2 separate regions of the Mus musculus genome follow, and region 1 is linked to region 2. Evidence: chromatin loops called from intact Hi-C (ENCODE). Cell type or tissue: gastrocnemius. All regions are shown on one strand. Each heading gives the region's core, and the rest is flanking DNA. Links, peaks and the distances in the headings are about the cores only.

Evidence for each region. Peaks named below come from ENCODE experiments on the same cell type or tissue, not always from the same donor. Only the 100,000 strongest peaks of a DNase experiment are listed, where the experiment ranks them.
Region 1: it touches region 2 in a loop (2.6-fold over the local background); 4 of 42 quality-filtered maps call a loop at or near these places.

What each region holds. Positions count from the first base shown.
Region 1 is chr14:32,051,116-32,061,343 of GRCm38, forward strand. Galnt15 (polypeptide N-acetylgalactosaminyltransferase 15) reads left to right here. Exons shown (of 10, transcript NM_030166.3): 7 at 1,183-1,314; 8 at 1,670-1,774; 9 at 5,149-5,292; 10 at 7,031-7,211. The coding sequence ends at 7,177. Among named protein-coding and RNA genes, the nearest start is that of Galnt15, 27 kb to the left of the region's middle. In gastrocnemius, for the core only: a CTCF peak has its summit at 5,769 (motif pointing left); a DNase peak (open chromatin) is centred at 5,758; H3K27ac peaks cover 379 bases.
Region 2 is chr14:31,797,276-31,809,007 of GRCm38, forward strand. All of the region lies in intron 1 of Ankrd28 (ankyrin repeat domain 28), which reads right to left. Among named protein-coding and RNA genes, the nearest start is that of Ankrd28, 27 kb to the right of the region's middle. In gastrocnemius, for the core only: a CTCF peak has its summit at 5,686 (motif pointing left); no DNase peak of the experiment used is centred there; H3K4me3 peaks cover 97 bases.

The DNA.
Region 1 (10,228 bases), core at 2,203-10,202, 250 kb after region 2:
TCCAGGACAGCCAGGGCTATACAGAGAAACCCTGTCTCAAAAAAAAAAAAAAAAAGATTTTAGAGCTTACCCATTTGACAGTGGGGAGCAGGTATCTTTCTGTGGAGTTCTAAAGAGACAACAGAGCAGCTGTGGCTTTTAATTTCTGGCTTCCTTTAGGCTAGAACATCTTTTTTTTTTCTTTCCTCTTATGTAATGGGTGTCAATTTAGTATTTTCTCTTTGCTTTCACATGACCCTTGTTTAATGTCAATGCAGATTTCATTTATAAAGGACCCATAAAAAAATTAAATATATTCAGGCTTCTGATGTACCTGAGCCAACCTTCCATTAGACAGAGTCATTTAGAACACAGCATGTTGGATGGAGTCAGCCCAACACAGCATGTAAAGTATTTACAGCCTACTGGGCCCCTCTGTGTCTTGCTGAAAACCAGAGGCCACCAACGTGGAGCCCTGGTGTGGCTATCAACACACACACACACACACACACACACACACACACACACACACACACACACTTCTTCCTAAAGTCTCAGTCCCAGGAAATTTATTCTAAGCTTCTAGATGGGTTTTTTCCATATCTTACCAAGCAGCCAAAAACATTAAACTAGCGTTGAGGGCTGGTGTTCATCTTCCTACAGTTGTGTTATAAAGGAGAACGCCAATGGTAGGGGCCAGTGTAACCTAAATGAGTGGTTCATCAATGGAAAAAACTGAGATTAAGGGAAGAAAAGAAGTCAATTTGCCTCTCCCTGTCCCCCCACTCTGAAACTTCCCATCAGACTTCGTCTCCACTGCCTCTGGGCCAGCTCTTGCCTTCATTAGGCCAGTGATACAACCCAGATAGAGTCCATCCTTTCTCCACACTCCAGAGAAAACGCCTTAGGGAATAGACACTGTGGTCTTTGTAGGCTGAAGATTTGGGGGTCTGTGAGAAGAGGCAGTGTTGCCTCCAATTTTGGTGGTGCCACACCTCTTTCTAGAGAAGATTCCCAACTCTTCCTTCTAAACCTCTCTTAGCATAGGACCCTTCCTCCTGTTTGCAGTCCTGAGATGTGTGGTGGCTCTGCCCCACTCCTTCTGCTCCTTCACGTAGTCTATGTCTCTCCCTCCCCTACTGTGTGAGCTTGGGGTGGAACAAGCTTTCCTGACTCCCCTCCCATGCCCTTCTTTACCTGCAGGTTGCAAAGCCAGACTGTACAGAGCGCCTGAAGCTGCAAAGGAGGCTGGGATGCCGGACGTTCCACTGGTTTCTGGCCAATGTCTACCCTGAGCTGTACCCATCTGATCACAGGCCCAGGTTCTCTGGAAAGGCAAGGCCTGGCCCAGGACAGGGGAGGTCACTTGCCAAGACAAGATCACTCACCCTCTACACTGGGCAACCACATATAGGCTCAGTAGGGTCTCAGAGGCCTTTGGATTCCCCCTCCCCACCTCCCCGCCAGTCTGAGGAAGACAGCCATGTTTCCCTATAATCTGTGCTAAATCCATAGCCTGACTCCTTCTGGAGGCTTCTGTCTTAAGATAAGTGTCTTAGACTTGACTCATCTCACGGTGACTGAACCATGCATGCTGGGATAAAGTCTAGAGAAGATGGGATTAGAACCTGTTTCAAGGCATCCTCACAGTGGAGGTCAGATTCACATCTATGTGGATGTCCATTTTCAGCTCCACAACACTGGATTTGGCCTCTGTGCGGACTGCCAAGCAGACGGTGACATCCTGGGCTGCCCCATGACACTGGCTCCTTGCAGTAACAACCGGCAGCAACAGGTGGGTGACGATACTTCTTAGGATGAATGGCATCCCAACGTAAATGTGATGCTGTTTCCTAGGATACCCTCCAATTCCCTTCCAAGTAGCTCCTCTCTGTGGTTCCATGTCCTGTGACAGGCCGTGGCCCCCACTGTGATGACTTGTCACAGGTCTGCCCATAGCATCCTCACCTTAGACTGGACCAGCATCAAAGAATGGAGCGTCTCAGTCCGAAGAAATGAAGGGGCTACTTATCCAGTCCTTGAACCTGCCGCATGAGGAAACTGTGTCGTAGAACCACCATGCTAGATGCTCACCTCAGATCCCCAGCACTGAGGAAAGGTGCAAGAGTAGGGATAGAAAAGAAGTAAAAAAAGCCAGGGGAGAACCTGGGTTCGTGTGGACCCTTTGGCCGTTTGGAAGAATCCTGTGCTCCTTACAGTGTGTCTTCTGCACTTTAATTTCTCATCATAGGAATAGCTGCCCAAGGTTACAGAAAGCTGTCCGTCCTGGCTGAGAGGTCCACTTCATTTCACAACCTTCAGTGTAGCCCATCCCCAGATCTGATTCAGTCTGTGATGGGGGTTCTTTGAACTCAGCTGTCATACTCCAAAGCTGCCTAATGAGAGCAAACAACAGTTGAGTGAGAGTCGGGGAGCCTGGAGTGAAGGAGCAAACATCTCATTGGGGAGTCTAGGGCCCAGCCTGCAGTGCAAGCTTAGGACATCTCTATGGGAAGCTGGTCCCAGCCTTCCAGTTCGAGCCTAAAGTGCTAGGCCCCGGGCTCAAGGCCCAGAGGGTACACAGGGGAGGAGTTTGCTCAGGATCCACTTGGTTTCTTTTTTTTGTTTGTTTGTTTTTTGTTTTTTGTTTTTTTGTTTTTTTTTTTTTTTTTTTGAGACTGGGTTTTTCTGTATAGCCCTGGCTGTCCTGGAACTCACTTTGTAGACCAGGCTGGCCTCGAACTCAGAAATCCACCTGCCTTTGCCTCCCGAGTGCTGGGATGGTCATTCATACTAGATACATTAGTAAGTTTTTTGCATCTCTCTGATCTAAATGCATGGGAGGAAAGGAGGGTTTTTGTTTGTTTGTTTGTTTGTTTTTTAAGTTCACTGTCTCCAGAGGATTTCAGTTCCTTTTGAATCATGTGGGAAAGGCGTGGCAGTGGGCGTGGCAGTGGGAGTGGCTTGTCTCTGGTGACAGAAGTGTGTGGTATTTGGTAGCTTGTTCACTTGGTACAGCGTAAGCAGCAGATAAAGCAAGGCCGAGCCAGGGGTGCATATGACCTCGGGAGATTTGCCTCTAGAGATCAGCTTCCACCAGTCAGGCCCCACCTCCTAAGGCTCCACAGCCTTCAAAGCAGGGCCATGAGCTGGGGAACTGAGTATATGAAGCAGAGGCCCATGGGGGGATACTTCATATTCAAACAGTAACACCAGACACAAGAGTTAAAGACGTAAGAGCCACTCGAGGAAGTCACATGGTAGGCTAACAACTGTCCAAGTTTTACTGCCGTCTAGAGCCAGGTTCGAATCAAGTTCCCAGTGGCTAGCTGTGCGATCTGGGCAGGCAATATTGGAAAATAACAAAGCTGACCACCCTTCCTCCCTGGCCTGGGGGAAGAAAACTAAATATATGCCAGGTAAAAAGGATTTGAAATACCCCCCTTTCCATGCACAGGTCGAGTTTACAAGAAAGAAAGGAAATATCCAAGAACAAATACTCAAATGGCAACTGCAAATTTGCCATTTGTGTGAGCTGGGCTTCCCTGAGAGGTGACAGGGATCAGTGGCCACCAACCCCAGGAGTTCAGGAGTGTGGCTGCAGGCAGGGAGAAGCGGCTTCAGCTCGGTGATGATCTTCGCATCACCCAGCTTTCACTGTCACAGGGAAGTCTGCCCTTGCAAAGCTGCACTAATACCTCCCCCCGCCCCCCCATCTCCCCACCCCCACCCCCGCACGCCTTCCCAGTCCCGTGACCACAAGGAAACAACAGGAAAGTTATCTGCCACTACAGATGGGATTTTGAGTGGGAAGAAAATTACTCTCCCTTTTCCCACAAGCTTGCTTCTGAGATGTGTTTAGGGTCCAAATTTATGCTGACTGTGCAGTGTTTGGAATTTTCAAGCAAGGCAGACCGCTATATTTAATTTGCACATTAACAGGGCCTAATGCAAATAGAAGACGTGATGCCTCTAATTTAACAGTTAAGAATTCCGAGGCAGTGGCAGCGATGTATATACTAAACAAATTGAATCAGAGCATGAAACCAACCTTTCTGAGCGTGGGGCTCAAAGTGACTGCACGAGCTGTACAGCATGCCTGTCCTGTCTCACTCACACAGTCAACATAAAAAGAAGTTCCGGACTGTGTGACTCTCCCTGCCCGAGGAATCGTCGGCCAACAGGGTTCACAGAGACGATGGGAGCAGAGGGGTCGAGGGGTTCGGAAGCCCCATGAGAACCTATGGTCAATAGCCAGCTACAGGAAGTCAGATCAACCTTACATGGGGTGATTCAAGGCTTATATAATTTGGGAGATGGAGAGGTAGAAACATCCAGGATGGGCAAAAGTCATTGGCTGAAGGCTTAGGGTACCGAAATGCCTCATTAGCAGGGGGAAGCATTTCAGGAATCTCAGGTGCTAGCTGAAGGGGTTAGAAAGCTGATCCTGTAATCTGAGGTTACCTGAGTGAGGCCTGGGGGAGCAGGGGGGGAGGGGAGACGGGTTTGAATTCCCCAGGCAAGGTCAGAGAAGGAGAAACCCTGCTAATGAAGGGAGTCTTCTATTACACACAGAGCCTCAGCAGGCTATCCCATCAATGATGGACTTTGGCCTTGATTAGCAGAGTTTTCCCACAGACTGCATCTGGCAGGAACAAACAGAAGATGGGGTTGTCAAAACATGTCATCCAATTGGTCAGCACGGGTCCCTCGCAGTTCAAGCCCCTCTGTAAAGGTCCACACACTCCAGTTCTATAAAACCCTGAGGGCAGTGGGACCCATGATCAAGAGTCCACAGACACCACACACAGCAGGGAAATTGGTCAGGGCCAGGTAAGATGTCTCTAGAAGGAAATCAGTCTGAGCCTGGGACAGATCTCTCGCCTGGCCTTTCAGCAGTGCGCACCGGCACTGACAGCCTTTTAAAACAGCCTTATCTGCAAGCAGGAAATAGAACGCCAGGAGCCTGCCAGAATGTGGAAACAGAATCCTGGGAATGGCCAGGAGGCCTTTCTTGGCTCCTGAGAACCCAGGAAGAGTCTTGCTGCCGTCCCTGTAAAATCTGAAAATGGTCTCTAGAACTCGGCTCTTCTGTGTGTTCCTTTGTCTCCCCTTGGCTCTGGATAGGGTACCCTTTTGGCTATGCTAACTGCCACCCCCTCTGCCCAGAACCTGGAGCACACCGGCAGGAAGGAGATTCTCTTCGGCGGCCCACAGCGCCTGTGCTTCGATGTCAGAGGAGGGCGGGTGATTCTGCAGAACTGCACGGAGGAAGGCCCCGCTATCCATCAGCAGCACTGGGACTTCCAGGAGGTACGGAACCCATCCCGGAAACGCAGGCTGATCACAAGGAACTTCTGGTCAGCTAGAACGTCTGGGCAGACTGACCTTGTTGACATGGCAACCTGGGCTCTTCCTAGACCTCAAGTATTCTCCACAATAGTACTTCTGTTGTTGAGCTTAGTAGCTTAACCTTGGGGTCTCTGGTCCCCAGCCACAGGAGATATACTGATTTGTTCCCCACGCCATTAGAGATTATTATCTCGGATTAGCTTGGATGATGGAGCACGTTACAGAAACAACCCAGTCAGTGGTGTAGTGACACAATCTAAAATTTAAAAGAAATAACTATTGATGTGTGTACCTGTTGGACCCGGAGAGAGAGAGCTTAGTGGTTAAGAACACTGGCTGCTCTTTAAGAGGATCCAGGTTCAATTCCTAGCACTGCACTTGGAGGCTAGCAGCTATCTTTAACTCCAGTTCAAGAGGATCTTCTGCCCTCTTCTGGCCTCTGCTGGCACTGCATGCACATGGTACACAGACTTATATTCAGGCCCTCACCTCAGACACATAAAATAAAAACAAACATTTTTAAAGTATCCAAAAATAAAAATATGGCTGTCATTTTCTTCATTGTAATTCACATTTCATTGTAAACACTGCATTGTTTGTGTGAAGTTTTTAACCCTATATTTTCCGTAGATAAATTCTAGATCCTTCCCAGAGAATACACATTAACAGAGAGAAAATAGAAGGATTATAATACTTAGGTGAGTGAGTGGCTCCAGATACCGAATTGGGAAAAGGCCAGTCTTTGTGTGCCTGTGGATTTGACCGTGAATTGAAAATGCTCCAAAAATAACAAGTGTTAGTATGTTTGTTTGTTTTCTTATCACAGTAAAAAGAAAGAGAGAAAGCAATGAAGTACTAGTTTTTGCCTCAACATGAATAAATCTGGAAAACATGCAAAATGAAAGAGGCTAGTTACAAAGGAACCACACTGTACAATTGTGCTTATGTGAAACGTCTAGAACAGGGGAACACATAACCCTGCTGATTCCCTGGCTGAAAGGAGAACAGAAGGGCAAATGGCTGCTTCTGGGTAATGGCGTCTTTAGGCAGTGGTGGAAATATTCTGGAAAATACTAAAGACAACTAGTTTGTGTATTTTAAACAGTCTGAATTTTGGAATATCTCAACAATGAGGAAAGATTTATAACATTGTGGCTAAAGTTGTTTAATATTCTAAAGAAATCCATTTTTCCTTGAAAGGGGAGTGTTAGGGTGGATATTAAACCTGCCGGAGTGGAGTTCTACCTTTTGTGTGTCTCTTGGGTGTGGCTAGTCAGAGTGGACCTCTAGGAGACCCTCAGTCTGGCGTCCACGATGTCAACTTGCAGGTTTTACAGAGAGTAGTGCTGATGAACCCCTGTTAAAAGCACAAACTCATGCATGCAGTGATAACAGTGTCTCTGACAATACAAGAAGAAGACTGGACACACCCTGACCAGAGTGATCCTGACCAGAACGTTCTAAGAAATGACACAGTCATGTAACAGCAATACAAACAATTGAGTTTATGACCCTGAAGGGTTGAGTGACATCTACCTTTTAGGGTTAATTAAATTATATTTTCTATTAACTGACAATTCTACCTCTTCTTCCAGGCTAGCTCAGACCACCTCTGTAACTCTTTAATGCTCAGCAGAAATCTCTAAAATGTCCTCCTTTGACAACTGTCAGGAATTGGGCTTCTTCTTTCTCTTTTCAGGATGGAATGATCATCCATGTTCTTTCTGGAAAATGCATGGAAGCTGGGGTCCAGCCAAGCAATAAGGACTTGTACTTGCGTCAATGTGATGGTAAAACCAGCCAGCTGTGGAGGTTCGACCAGATCCACCCTGTGGATGAACGATGAACGACCTTGACAGAGAGCAAAGAAAGGCTGGGCATCACATTCTCTGCTCCTGTATGTCCTGAGCCAGCCCCTAGTGTCTGGGCTTCTGGAGTAGAAGAGAAGAGAGTACTGTCAAAACAATCAAACAAACAACAAAAACAAAAACATAGAAGCTCTCTCCAGGTACCTTACCACATTGATTGTAGACTGGTTTTTGTTGTTTGGTATGATTTCTCGAGACAGGGTTCTGTGGCTGTCCTGAAACTCACTCTGTAGACCAAGCTGGCCTTGAACTCAGAAATCTGCCTGCCTCTGCCTCCCCAGTGCTGGGACTAAGAGAGCCACCACCACCTGGCTATGTTGGCTGGGTTTTGTTTTGTTTGTTTGTTTTTTAAGAAGAAAAACAATGGGTTGTTCATTGTCTTCATCACCAGAAGTGATCATTATGAGGAAGGCAAAGTCTCCCCCTGCCCCCTCCCCACACCCCGCCCACACTGAGCACTTGACATTTGCTTTTATCCCTGACTGTGCGAAGAGGCCCCGGCATTGTCTGGCAGCACCTCTGGGAGACATCAAATCCAGTAGGTGAATTTCCCGAAGCCCTTACTCGGAGAGTGGATGTGGCCAGCTGTGGAAGTTAACATGAGGGCCGTGCTATGGCCTGGCAGTCCCCACCTTCTGACTCCACTCACTAGCATACATTTCATGTCCGTTCGTTGACCCCAAGCTCAAAAGGAAGCAGAGGGGGACAAGGAGGAATGGGGTGGGGCTGGGAAGAAGACAGCAGAGAGATTTGGTCCAACCGTCCAGCTCAGCACTGCCCCCTGAAGAGTCAGCAGACCTGGTTAAGGCATTTTCATCTTCGGGACAGCCTCCTTGAGACTTTCTACCTCCATTCACCTGCTCTTAGCTCTTTTCTAGATCACAACCAGATTTCCCTGCAGTGTATTCTTTCTTGGATCACCAGTGCTGGAAGGGTCAACACATCTGAGCATGCTCATGAACAAAGGTATTACAGGAGACAAAGTCTTTTAATGCCCGCTTAGGAGAGTCGTGTTGGCTTGATGAGAAATAGCAACTTTTGAAAGGGGGAAACCCAAAATCTTTACAAGGCAAAATAGATCTGGCTATTAAATGTCCCTGAGGTTTGACTGGCTACCTATGAGCCGATAACAATTGTTCAAGACCCCCTACATGTGGCTTCCAGTTAAATGTTCACATGGTTGAAGGAACTCCACCTCAACCAGAGAAGAACCTAGACTCAGCCACGGGAGTTGCTGAGTAGAGTAGGCTGCTGCTGAGAAAAAAACTCTTGCCCATTTCTTTCTGAATGGAAATAGCTTTCTATCCCACCCAAGATGTGTTTGTCCTCTGGGCTGTCTCTAAATTCAGTTGTTTCAAATAAGAACTGGAGAAGACATGTGGGTAACATGAGTAATATCTGTTACTTCTCCAACTTCCAAGTCAATGCCTGATGTTTCTCTAGCCTTAGAGGCACTCCGGATTAACACCATCTAATAGCATGGCCACAACCCCAGTGTGGCCATTTTGTTGGAAATTCACCACAATTCTGGAAATTTTCAAATTGTTCCTTGATTGTACTGGTTCTTTATAGCCATTGTACTATGGCAAATGGCTACTGAACCTGAGAACACAGTTATAAAATAGCCAACCATCACCAACAGTAGCCCTGAATAGCACTAGATAGATTCAGCCCCTACTTAGGGAAGAGTTTTAGCCACCATCTTCTTGCTTCGGACTGGTCTATATCTAAAACAAACTCTTCTAACATGATGAGGCTGGGATGGAGCTAAAAGTTTTCAGATGACAACCTTGTAAAGGGCAGTAATGGCTAAAGAGTACTTTTCAAGATTTTTATTTTGAAATGAACGCTATTATTAGCATTGTGAGTAGCTGAAATTGTTGGGATAAATTAATATAGCTAAATGAAAGACTACATTGTGTTGTGTGTGTTCTGGTGATTAACAAACAGACCCAGATGGCTCACTGCTTAATTGTTTTAACAAAACAAGAATGTGCTATTTGTTGCTCCTTAACTGTCCCCGTGATTTATTATTTTATTACAGAAATGGCCATCACCTCAGTCCCTGACTGGTACTTACAAACCCCTAATTTAAACAGTACAGACACTTCTACTTGCTTCTGAAAAACAATCCCCTTACAGTTTAACTAGTGTAGTGAATTCTTATCAGTAGTCGGTTTAGAAGAAGAGAAACTTGGCAGTGAATTGATCTGATTCCTGATTTGATTTTGCTTGTCTGTCTGAATTTTATGACTCTTCAAAACAGGAATTGTTTTTGTGATCTGTCTCACAAAGCCCACCCCCATTAAGGGGGTGTTAAGGATCCTGTTGGAGTGGGCGGAGAGAAACAAGCACCAGCTGACTCCGGGCCATACTCTTTTTGCTGTGACAACAGATGTCAATCCAGAAGGGCCATGATGTGGTCCTCTTCTGCCTTGATGTCATAAACCTGTAGCAAAGTCAGAGTTCCACCTTCCATGTACATCTGGAAGGTCCCAGCACCCATCATGGTGCTGCCTCAGACCAGGACGCAACAGCTCTAAGGTTATATCGCCACACTTGCCTTGAAGGAGCTCCATTTTCAACTGACGTGCCATGAGGACGCTAGTTGAACACGAAATGACCCACCAAATCCAGAAATGCAAACTGGCTGCCCTTGGAAGGGGCTCTGGAAGAGTAAACATGCAGCTGAGAGTTGAGCAAACAGGGAAACGGCAGATGGCTCAGGGGTTACGGAGCACACACTGCTCTTACAGAGGACCTGAGCTCTGTTCTCAGTACCAACACAGGGCAACTCACAGCCATCTTTCATTCCATACGCTCTTCTTTGGCATATGTATATACCCATCTCACAGACATGCAAACATATACATAATTAAAAATAAAATACATTTTAAAAATCTTTTAATAGGGTAGTGGGAGGGGGCAGAGAAGCACAAAGCAGACAGGTCAAACCCACTGCAGCTGAGGCTTAAAAAAGACTTTGAGCTTTTCTAAAGTGTGACCTTTATGACCAGGAAGGAACTGCA
Region 2 (11,732 bases), core at 1,899-9,898:
TGAACAAAAACTAATCAAATAAGAAAACAAGCCACTTGCTGCAATATGACAAAGCCAACCAGATTCATAGCCTATAGACACTATTACAAATATAAAGATCTATATTAATGATTACTAAGGGGATTTAAATGAGAATGACCCCCATAGGCTCATATAATTGAATACTTGTCCCCAGTTGATGGAACCATTTGGGAAAGATTTGTTCTAGGCGGGCTTTGGGGTTTCAACAGTTCGCAACAATCCCATTTAGTTCTCTCTGTCTCCAACTTAAGAGATTCAAAATGAAGTTCTTAGCTGTTCCCGCTGCCATACCTTAGTTCTGACACCATGGACAATAACCCCATGAAACCACTTCTATAAGTTCTCTTGGTCCTGTTTTTATTACAACAGGAAAGTAACTAAGACAACTACATTGTAAGAAAAAAACAAGGCAATTCACCAAAGATAGAAATATATCCAAACTGAGCCTGGCAGTAGTGGCCCCTGCCTTTAATCCTAGCACTTAGGAGGCAGAGGTAGACAGATCTCTAGGGTTTGAGGACAGCCTGGTTGGTCTACAGAGCAAGTTCCTGGGCAGCCAGAGAAACCCTGCCTCAAAATAACTAAAACAATCAAAAGGAAACATTTCAAAACATAGCCTACTACGAATGTGGAAAATACAAATTACAGCAGCGTAGCACTTGATACACACATAGCAGATTGTAAATTTAAAATACTTCTTAACAAATTTGGAAGTAAAGAGAAATTAACAATTACCTGCAGCAATATAATTGCTACACTTTGAAAAATATAATAAACATATCTTTCTATGTATGTGGGAGCATATATATAGAGAGGGAGGGAATGGGGGTAGGCGAGAGAGATCCCAGTAATTCTGTTTCCTTCTATCAATCTCAGAAACACTGAAGATAAGATGACAAACCAAAATTTCTATCACAGCACAATTTGCTCAAAATTGAACATTGTGTAATTACATGTATATAATGTGAACATAGAGCAATAAGCTGGTTTATCTGCATGAGATAAACAGCAACGGTAGCAAACAAAAACAGGTAAAATTTAAAAGTATTAGAACAGACAAAGTACATCTTACCTTTTGGTAAATAAAAGTGATAGTATACATTGTTTGTTATATTGCTATATAGATATAGCATTTACAGAAAAATAATCAATGATATAAGCTACGTTCTCTTTTTAATGATTAATTTTATATACATTGGTGTTCTGTTTGCATGTATGTCTGGGTGAGGTTGTTAGGTTCCCTGAACTGGAGTTATATAGACAGTTGGGAGCTGCCACGTGAGCACTAGGAATTGAACCTGGGTCCTCTGGAAGAGCAGACAGTGTTTTTAACTGCTAAGCTGTCTCTCCAGCCTTATATGCTACTTTCAAGGTGGTTACTTAAGGAAAATTAAGGGTACCAGCTCTATTTTTATATGGAATGATTTTATTCTTTAAGGAAAAAAAAAAAAGGGCAAACTACCGAACATGTTTATTCCAGGCAATAAGAACTTAAGTTTCTACTGAATATATTATTTTACTTTAAATTCTCAACTTGAGAGAAAACATTCCCAAGTACATCCTGACTGGTTTGACAACAAAACTAAACAGTAGGGTGTGGCTGGAATAGACACTGCCACGGTTAACCTTGAGTGGGCTTCTCTATGAGGGATTCTCTAGACTAAGGTAACTGAGGTTCTGAGGCCCTCCCAAACTGTGAGCGGCAAGCATCCCCACGGGCTGGGGTCTTGCACTGCGTGCAAAGGAGAAAGCAAGCGAAACATCAGCGTGAGCAGCACATCCGGCTCGGGTCACCTTGGCAACCCTGACAGGACCGCGTTTCCTGACCTGTGGGTCTCAACCCTTTGGATGGGGTGGGGTGGGGGTGAGGTGAGGGGGCTGTGTGGACTGATCCTTTCCAAGGGGCTGCCTATCAGATATCCTGGATATCAGATTTGAAACAGTAGCAAAATTACAGTTATGAAGTAGCAACACAAATAGCGGCACTGTATTAAAGGGTTGCAGTATTAGGAAGGTTGAGAACACTGTGATAGACTGTATTCCCTGGAACTCTAAACTAAAATAAGCTTCTAAGTGCTTTTGCCCCGTACTTTGTTGCAATGTCCCCGTACTTTGTTGCAATGTAGGACAGGAAGCTAATATGAGTACAATAATTAGAAAATTACTGTATTGTATAATCCAAGTAAGAAGTGACAACAGTTTGAAAGAAGGCTATAAAAGTGGGAAGGAAATCGATTGCTATGTGGAATATAAATTCGGACTAGAAAGATCGTCCTTCAGTTATGTAAGCAATGCATACCTATGGATCATTTCCTTTTTAAAAACTCTCCTATATTAACACAGCAAAGACAGGAGGACTGTTTCAGATCAATGATTTCTAAGCTAGTTTGGGTGGGAGGCTGTCTCAAAATTAAGAAACCAATAAAGTAAGCAAAACGAAATGAGTATGTGAACATTCATGAGATGAAGACATACAAATGACGATCAGCTACATGTAAGATGCCCAAAGTAACTCATCATTAAGAGCCGGCAAATTGGGGCTGGAGAAATGGCTCAGCAGTTAAGAGCACTGATTGCTTTTTCAGAGGACCTGGGTTTAATTCCCAGCAACCACATGGCAGCAGCTCACAGCTGTCTTTAACTCCAAGAAATGAGACCCTCACACGGACATCCATAAAGGCAAACCACCACTGCATATATAAATTGGTTTTTTTTAATCAGTCAAATTAAACCACTATCACTCATGTATGTAAAAATAACCACTACTACCAAAGAGAAAAAGACAAGTGGTAGTAAGAATGTGCAGAAAAGAGACCCTCTGCACACTGCTTATGGGACTGTATACTAACAGACCTATTATTAAAAGAAAACAAAACAGTATCAAACTTACCCAAAACAATAAAAAATACCATAACTTACTTGCTAAGCAACCTTGAGGGTCTGAGTTCAGAATCCTAGCAACCATGCAAAAAGCCAGACAGAATGGTTCGTGTCCTGTTATTAATCTTAGCACTAGGAAGACAAACAGGAGGATTCCAGGTGTTTGCTGGCCAGCGAGTCTTACCAAATTGATAAGACCAGTTCAGTACCAGGCTCAGTGAAAGACCCTGTCTCAAAAACAGAGGAAAATACCTAACACTGACCCCTTTCTCACACATGCAAGTAAAATTTAAAAGATTAGAAGATATTTGAAATTAAAACGGAGCTGTTATATGATCCAGCAGTTATGTCATAAGGTACATATACAAAGTAGTATAATGAGTGAGTATGTATGAGAATATAGTATGCCAATATCTGAGCTATGTCTAGCACTACTCACAAAGTCGTCCTCGACAACGGTAAATGGACAGATGGAGAAACGTGGCACAGACTGAATGTTCCCTTCTCAAAATGCCTGGGTCTGGAAGTGTTTAGAGATTTGAAAATTTCAGGTCTTGAAACATTTATATAGTAACAGGCTAAAGGATAAAACCACAGTCTAAACATGAAATACATGTTTCATATATATCTTTCCACACATCCTGAAGATAATTTTATATAATAACACTTTTAGGGCATAAAAAGACCTAAAAATCCTTTAAAAAAATGTTTGAAAAAGTCAAGACTTGCAGATAGGTGGGGGATGAGAAACTTTCATGTGACCCAGTTAAAGGTAATAAAGATTATAAGGAGAAGTGAGGGAGAGAATGAGTCAGAACTTCATAAAGGGAGGAATAAGATAGCTGGGAAATCAAGAAAAGCAGAAGAGTGACTCAGGGAAGAAAGGTGTCCAGCTTCACCCAGCTTCACCTGGACCAGCTCCCCAGAGGCAGAGGGGAAACAAGCACACGACTCATCGAAAATACTGACTTGGCACCAGCATGCTGACTTACCCGCCCCTGTCCCAGCAACTACCCGCCAGAGTCCAATCTGAGTGGACCCGGAAAGAAGCTATCCGAGCATTTCATCGTTGCTTTTACCAGGTCTATTTTTTTTTTAAGTTTACTATACTCTACTAATATTTTGGATATCATTTTTAAGCCTTTGTATTTGTTTTTATAAATCTTTCTCACATTTATCTAGCACTTTCTTAATTTCCAAATAAGCTGCGCTTTCCACTTATCCTTCATAACATTTTTAGGGTTTTTTTTTTTAAAGCCCATTTTATTAACCTCCCTTCTAGCTTCTGTATTTCTCCTTTTCCCTATCCCTTCCCTTTGTCTCGTTCATGAAAACTTTCTACATTTACTCTAAGTGACTTTTAGCTTTACAAAACATTTTACTTTTTTTTTTTTTTTTTTGAATAGGGTTTCTCAGTGTAGCCATGACTGTCCTGGAACTAGCTCTGTACACCAGGCTGGCCTCAAACTCAAGATATCCTCCTGCTCCTGCCTCTCAAGTGCTGGGATTAGAGGCGTGCAAAAACACTACCATGCCTGGCTATATTTTTCTTATTTTCTACTCTATGGTCACCGAGTATTGATTTATTAGTGGGCTTCCAAAGATATGTATTTTTTAAAATTTGGCACACACTTGTGTGTGTGTGTGCATGTGTGCACAAGCATGAGTGTTGGTGCAAATGGGAAGACTTTTTAAAGTATGTTTTCTCAAATCCAGGAGTGTGCGTGGCCGCCCACTTTCTCCACATATATTAGCATCATGCTCAAGCAGTAAGATGAGAGAAAGAAGCAGGAGAGTCATATAATGTAAGACAAATTCCAGCTGGATGGAATTCCAGCTGGGTGGCACCTGACTTTGATCCCAGCACTCAGGAGACAGAGGCAGGCAGATTGCAGAATTTGAGGCCAGCCTGGTCTACAAAGTGAGTTCCAAGGCAACCAGGGCTACACAGAGAGACCTTGTCTCAAAACAAAACAAACAAAAATCCACAACCAACCAGTCAAATCCCTACCTGCAGGATAACATTTTATTTCAAAGACCCTAAGGACTATCAGAACCTTTTAGCTCTAAACATACTTTCAGCATAAGTAGCTGAGTGCAACAATCAAGGTAAAAATTCCATGGTTTTCTTGTGTATCAATAATAAACTTTCTGAGAAAGAAACCAGAAAACAGTACCATTCATAATAGCTTCAAAATACAAAACCTAGGATTAAACATGAGCAGATCAGCAGAAAACTTCTACAATGACAACTTTCAAACACTAAAAAAACTGAGGGCACTTTGATGAGAAGAGCATCTCCCATGCTCAGGTTCTAAGTTACATACTTCCGGAATTGATACTGTGAAAACTAGCTACACTATTGAAGGTGAGCTACAGATTCAATGTGATCAGGATCAAGATTCCAGCAACACTCTTTACAGAATTAAAGAAACAAAACAAACTACATACAAAAACAAACAAACACACACCAACCTCAAAAGAAACAAAAATACAGTAATCCAAAACAGAAAGGGTAAAGCTAGAACTGCCATGTAAGAAGGCTGTTTATCAGCTGTCTCTGCAACTCAGCGAAGGAATCTAGTCAATAAGAGAACAAGCTGACATTGTGCTCACAGCCGTCACTGCTGCTCTCTAGTGCCAGCGCTATCTCTCACCTGCTGAGCCGAAGAAGTAAGGAGGTGCCTATATCATGGTTCCTACAAAGCAGACTGCTTATAAATCCACAGGTAGTTTGGGCACCCAGGAAACAACTGGCTACAAAAGCCACTCAAATAAGTGTGCCCTCTATTGGAGGGGTGAAGAAACTTCATCTTTACAGGCTGGTACTATAGTACTCCGTAAAAATCAAACGCTGCTATCAGAAGTTGAACTTCTGATTCGCCAAGTTCCCCTTCCAGCGCCTGGTGTCAGAAATTGTTCAGAACTTCAAAACAGATCTGTGCTTTCAGAGTGCAGCTATTGGTACTTTGCAGGAGGCAAGTGAGGCCTACCAGGTTGGCCTTTTGGAAGATAGCAACTTGGATGCTATCCATGCCAAACGTGTAACAACTATGCTAAAAGACCTCTAGCTAGCATGCTGCATACGACAAGGATATGTTTGAGTTCACTAAAAGGGGATATATTTCATTCTCAAAAAAAAAAAAACCCAACACACAGACACACACACACACACACACACACACACAATGTTTTCCTCTTCTTGTTATCAGTAGTTTTGAATGTTAGATTTCACCCCCCACCCCCACCCCCGTCCCATGGAGTCAAAAGGTACCTAAGAATATGATTACGAATAGAAACATAGTGGGCAGAATCAGGTACTGTCAGTTTCTCCATTTTTCATTTGCATGTGACTTTTTAATATAAATCTATATAAAGCATTAATGAAAGAAAAGTATTTCAGTGAACACATTTCAATAGTTCAACCTTTTAAGAATTATAAATAAGCCTGTTATAATTTTCTAGACAATGACAGCATTTATTTTTTTTTAAATAAGTAAATATCTTATTGATGGCAAAGGAAAAAAAAAAATGGATTAAGCCCAAGTGGGGATTGGCTACAAAGCAGGAGCCAAGCCAGGGGCAGAGGAATCAGTTAAAAGGAGGAACTCTCCCCTCACTCGGCTGCAGTGTGACAATGCTTAGCTGGGGGGACTGTCCAATCTATGTGGATGTAACAAGAGCCTGGATCTACTGTGAGGAAAGACTGCTCAAACAGAGCAGGTTCTGAAGACAGAGGCAGAAGTGTGGTGTGGGAGCTGAGAGATTGTCCAGAGGCTGTGGAGATAAAGGCTGGAGAAGCTGCCAAAACCCTCCTCACTGCCTGGATGAATGAATTACAAAAGAATGAGGGAAGAACCCTGGGGATTTGGTATAGTGTGATGGACAGGGCGGGGATAAATTCCCACTGACCAAAGCAGTATGGGCAGACACCTGGACAGCACAATTCTAGAGACACCAGGGACAAAGTTGTAATTGGTGACAGGGTGACCTTAGATATTCTATAAGCAGTCTTCCCACAGGGAAAGTCCCCTCACCATAAGACTCTTGAACATTTCACAGATAATTCTACAAAAGACAGTCAAAGAGGAGAGGCAGAAACGACACCATCACAACTAGGAAGATTATTTCACTTTATTTTAAAGTTTTAAAACTTTGTATTTCTGACTTTAATTGTCCAGTTAGTGTTTTAGCTTGCATCTTGCTCAAATCGGCTTTCATGGATTCCCTTTCTAATTCGTTTCCATGTGTGAATACATATGGTATCTGCTTGTGTTTGTGTGTGGCAGGAGGATGCAGAAAGCTGATAAAGATGTCAGGTCTCCTGCTCCATCATGTTTTACCTTTGAAATAGGGTTTCTCACTGAAGCTCAGATTTCATCTGGGTCAATGGGCCACCAAGCCTCAAGGCTGCCTGACTCTTCCCTCCAATGCTAAGGTTACAGGCATGATGGTCCTGCCTGACTTTTACTTGAATGCTAGGGATTCACACTCAGGTTCTCATTGTGGCACACACAGTAAGTGCTCTTACCCTCTGAGCCATCCTCCTCAGCCCAAATGACCTTTTCTTTCTCTGCACATAATATAAAGTATTTTCTCCTACTGCTATGCCATATACTTTTCTCTCCTTCTCCCTACCCCATTCTCTCACTTTACTACTTAAACTACATTTCCCGCAATCAGTATTCTAGTACCTCTGAATCTTATAGACATACACGTGTCTCCTAGTCCAAGTTAGCACCGGGGATGCTGTCAAGTTATTTTGCTACTGCAGTTAGCTTCCCCATTAAATAACAGCAGTGACCATAAATCTAAGTAAAGACAACTCACCAAGAAGATTCACATAAAACAAGAAAAAAGGGGAAAAAATGAAAGCTATCCAGTCATCCCAAGAGAAGTACAAAACATAATAAAAGAGCCACAAACACACAAATGAAACCATCCACTTACAAATGGAAAGTAAAGATGACATCTTTCAAGTGCTAGAGAAAGACTTGGAATTTCTATTTTCAAAAGGGATCAATGACCACTCCCAGGACTGAAGCAGATGATGAAAAGGAAGAAATCACTTCAGTACCTAGACAAGAGCAGATGAATTAGTCAGTAATTTGGTGGAAAAAAACATGAAGGAAATTTTTAGAAAATAAAGACTGAAAAAGAACTACAGAAATGCTGGAAATGGAAGTATTAATTAAGATAAAAAACAGTGGAAAGTATCATCAAGAGATAAGGTAAGGTCAGACAAAACAAAGTTAAAGGCTGAGGGTCAAGGTCACATGCTAGGGAAAAAAAGTATGACTACAACTTTCAAGAACTCTGTGATAATGGTGACATGATAATCATCTAAGAATCTGTGGAGTAGAAGAATCTAAGGTAAGCTAAAGACACAGATAATATAGTCCATAAAATTGTAGCAAAAAATAATTGAACAAAATATAGAGAAAAATATGAACATCCAAACAAATGATATTTTGAGTATGACTATGAAAGAACCTCTAAACAACACAGCAGTCAAACTGTCAAATATGTAAAGAAAATAATATTAAAAAGTTGAAAGGAACCACCGGGCAGTGGTGGCGCACACCTTTAATCCCAGCACTTGGGAGGCAGAGGCAGGCAGATTTCTGAGTTCGAGGCCAGCCTGGTCTACAGAGTGAGTTCCAGGACAGCCAGGGCTATACAGAGAAACCCTGACTCGAAAAACAAACAAACAAACAAACAAACAAACAAACAAACAAAGAGTTTTAAGGAAAACGCCAACTCACAAAGGGAAACATACCAGGATAGTATTAAGTCTCTCATCAGCAACCCTAAAAGCCAAGAAAGCATAGAACGGTACATTTCAATACCTCAAAGCAAAGCAGACAGTGTAGACTAAGATTGTTATGCCCAAAAGCTCTCTCTCAGAATTGATGAAAAACATGAATATTTTAAACACAAACACAAACTAAAGCAACTCATGACAAGAAATCTGCCTTGCAGCAAACACAAGAATAATATACAGAGGAAAAAGAAGAAGATTTATGAAAGCACAGAAAAGAACCTATTTCATAAGAGAAAAGGAAGAACAAAGAAGAGCCATGTGACGCTCAGCTCACAAACCACATCAACTGGGGTCTTCCTGATTGGATCTTATGAAGTGGGAAGATTTGCCCTAAATCTGGGCCACACCTTCAGGTGGCAACACATTTATAAAGGGCCAGTAAATAGCTTCAACAAAATTATAGAAGAAAACATCCCTAACCTAAAGAAAGAGATGGCCATGAACATACAAGAAGCCTACAGAACTCCAAATAGATTGGACCAGAAAAGAAATTCCTCCTGTCCCTTGGAGATGGAATGGTTTTTGTCAAATCAGGAACCTGTCACAATTTCCTTTCATAGAGGAAGGACTTCATAAGAGATTTTTTTTTTCTACTTCTATCATGTTTAATTTTCCAAACAGATTTTAAAAACTGAAGAAAAAAAAAGAAAGAAATACGTAAAAATTCAGGAGGAGATGTACACCTTTAAAGCAGAGACAGGTGAATCTCTTGAGTTTGAGGCCAGTGTAGTCCACAGAGAAAATTCCAGGATGACCAGGGATACACAGAGAAATCCTGTCTCAAAATCACAAAAAGAAAAACAAAACAAAATAGCAACAACAATAATAGTAACTCATTCAAACCTACAGAGGAACCCCCACATCCCCCCAGCAATGGACAAAGAGACATCTTGGTGGTGGTGGTGTTCTTGTATCAGTCCAGAACAGAGCAGGTGGCAGTCCTTTTATATGCTTCCTGTACCCTGCTGAATTTGTATTGGTGGTTTGAAAGTTGTGGTGCTCACCATGTGTCTTGTTAAGTATCAAGGTGATGTGTTTTAGTTACTGTTCCATTGCTGTGAAAACACTATGACTGAGGTAACTTTTATAAAGGAAAGCATTTAATTGGGGACTTGCTTACAGTTTTAGAGGGTTAGTCCATGATCATCATGGTGGGAAACAAACAGGTGAAGTACTAGAGCTGAGAACTTTACATCCTGATCCACAGGCAGCAGGCAGGGAGAGATTGCAGGACCTGAAGTGGGTCTCTGAAATCTCAACATCAACACCCTGTCCCCTCCAGCACACATCTTCCCTCAAAGCCATACTTCCTAATCCTTCCCAAACAGTTCCACTGCCTGTGGCCTAAGCATATGAGCCTTTGGAGGCTATTATTCTCATTCAAAGTACCACATGGTGGCTCATGGCCACATGGTGGCATTTGATTACATTTAACTCTTGGGTATATGGTAAGTAAAACACAGTTATGAGTTACAGGAGAAGTTACAGGAGTTACAGGATAAGTGCCTTGTGAGTTGCTTACCTAACTGGACTAAAGAAAGAGAAGAGAAGAGAAGAGAAGAGAAGAGAAGAGAAGAGAAGAGAAGAGAAGAGAAGAGAAGAGAAGAGAAGAGAAGAGAGAAGAGAAGGAAGATAGATTGATTATATTTTTACTCGAAAGAATAACTGATAAATCGTATTTATCCAGACTCAGAAATTCCATTGAAAAGAAAAAAAAGGAAATTTATCACTTCAAGTAATGTATCTTATCAGTATTTTTTTACTATCAAAAAATTAGAACTTTTAAACAGAAATTATAATTGAAGATTACTGGCCACCTAAGCCTAACTTTACAGTATTTACAGACTTTCTGGTTATTGACATTAGCAAGTATGTTGGGTTTTTTTGGGGGGAAGGTGATACTGTATATAAGGAAAAGTATCAATAATTAGAAGATTTGTATAATTCAATAAACTGCAGAGTGAAATGGACTAGGGGTTCATGGAGTTTTCAAACCACTGCTTTCAATGGACAAATAAGTCCTGGAAGCAACAGATAAGTGGGTACAAAGTCATCTTAATCCATTAATAGTTCTTAAACTAGCCTATGAGAAGTATTAAGCTAGCTACAAAATAATTTAATTTACATATGTTATTTATTTTATATATTCTATAATTATGTTATATATAACACATGTTATCTATTATAACATGTATTATTTAAATATAAATAACAAAAACATTATTATTATAGCCAATAATCTTACTAATAATTCTTACTAATCTTGAAGGTAAAATCTAAACACTTGGAATAACCTGCTTGCTAAAACAAAACAGAAAAAACTCAGGCCTTTGTCTAGGCCTAAGTCTAAACAACAAGATTTATGTTCAGAACTTTAGGCCACACAGCATCTGATTTACCTATGAAGAAGATGAAGATTGAGATCAGTCACACAGATGGCTGACTCTACCTATGACTGATTACCCAATAAAATCACTGCACACCAAAGTTCAGGTGAGTATTACTGGTTAGTGAACCTCGGCAAGTTTTGTCTTACATCACTGTGGGGAGAAGTAACTATTCATTGACTATATTAACTTTATAGAAAGAGGACAAGAGGATGCCTTGTGCCTGTAAGTTTCCTGGACCCATACCTGTGCACCTTTACCTACTGATGGGTTAAACCTGCATTCCTCTGATATAATAAACCACAGTGTAATTCTACTCAGAACCAAAAACTTCTATGTACCCATGAATGCACACATAATCAAGATGCGGACTGTGCTGACAAGCAGATTGTTTTAGAGAAAGGTTTCTCACCTCAGCAATACCCAATTTTAAATCAGATGGTCCTTCCAACCCCCACTCATGTGGGGCGAGTGTGTGTGTGTGTGTGTGTGTGTGTGTGTGTGTGTGTGTTATTGCACTCACCTGTGTGGGCATGTACGAGGTGAATTCCAACAATAAGCACAAAAGGATATCCTACTTGGGGTGTTTGATGCCTTATCACTAAATATGCAAGGTTGTG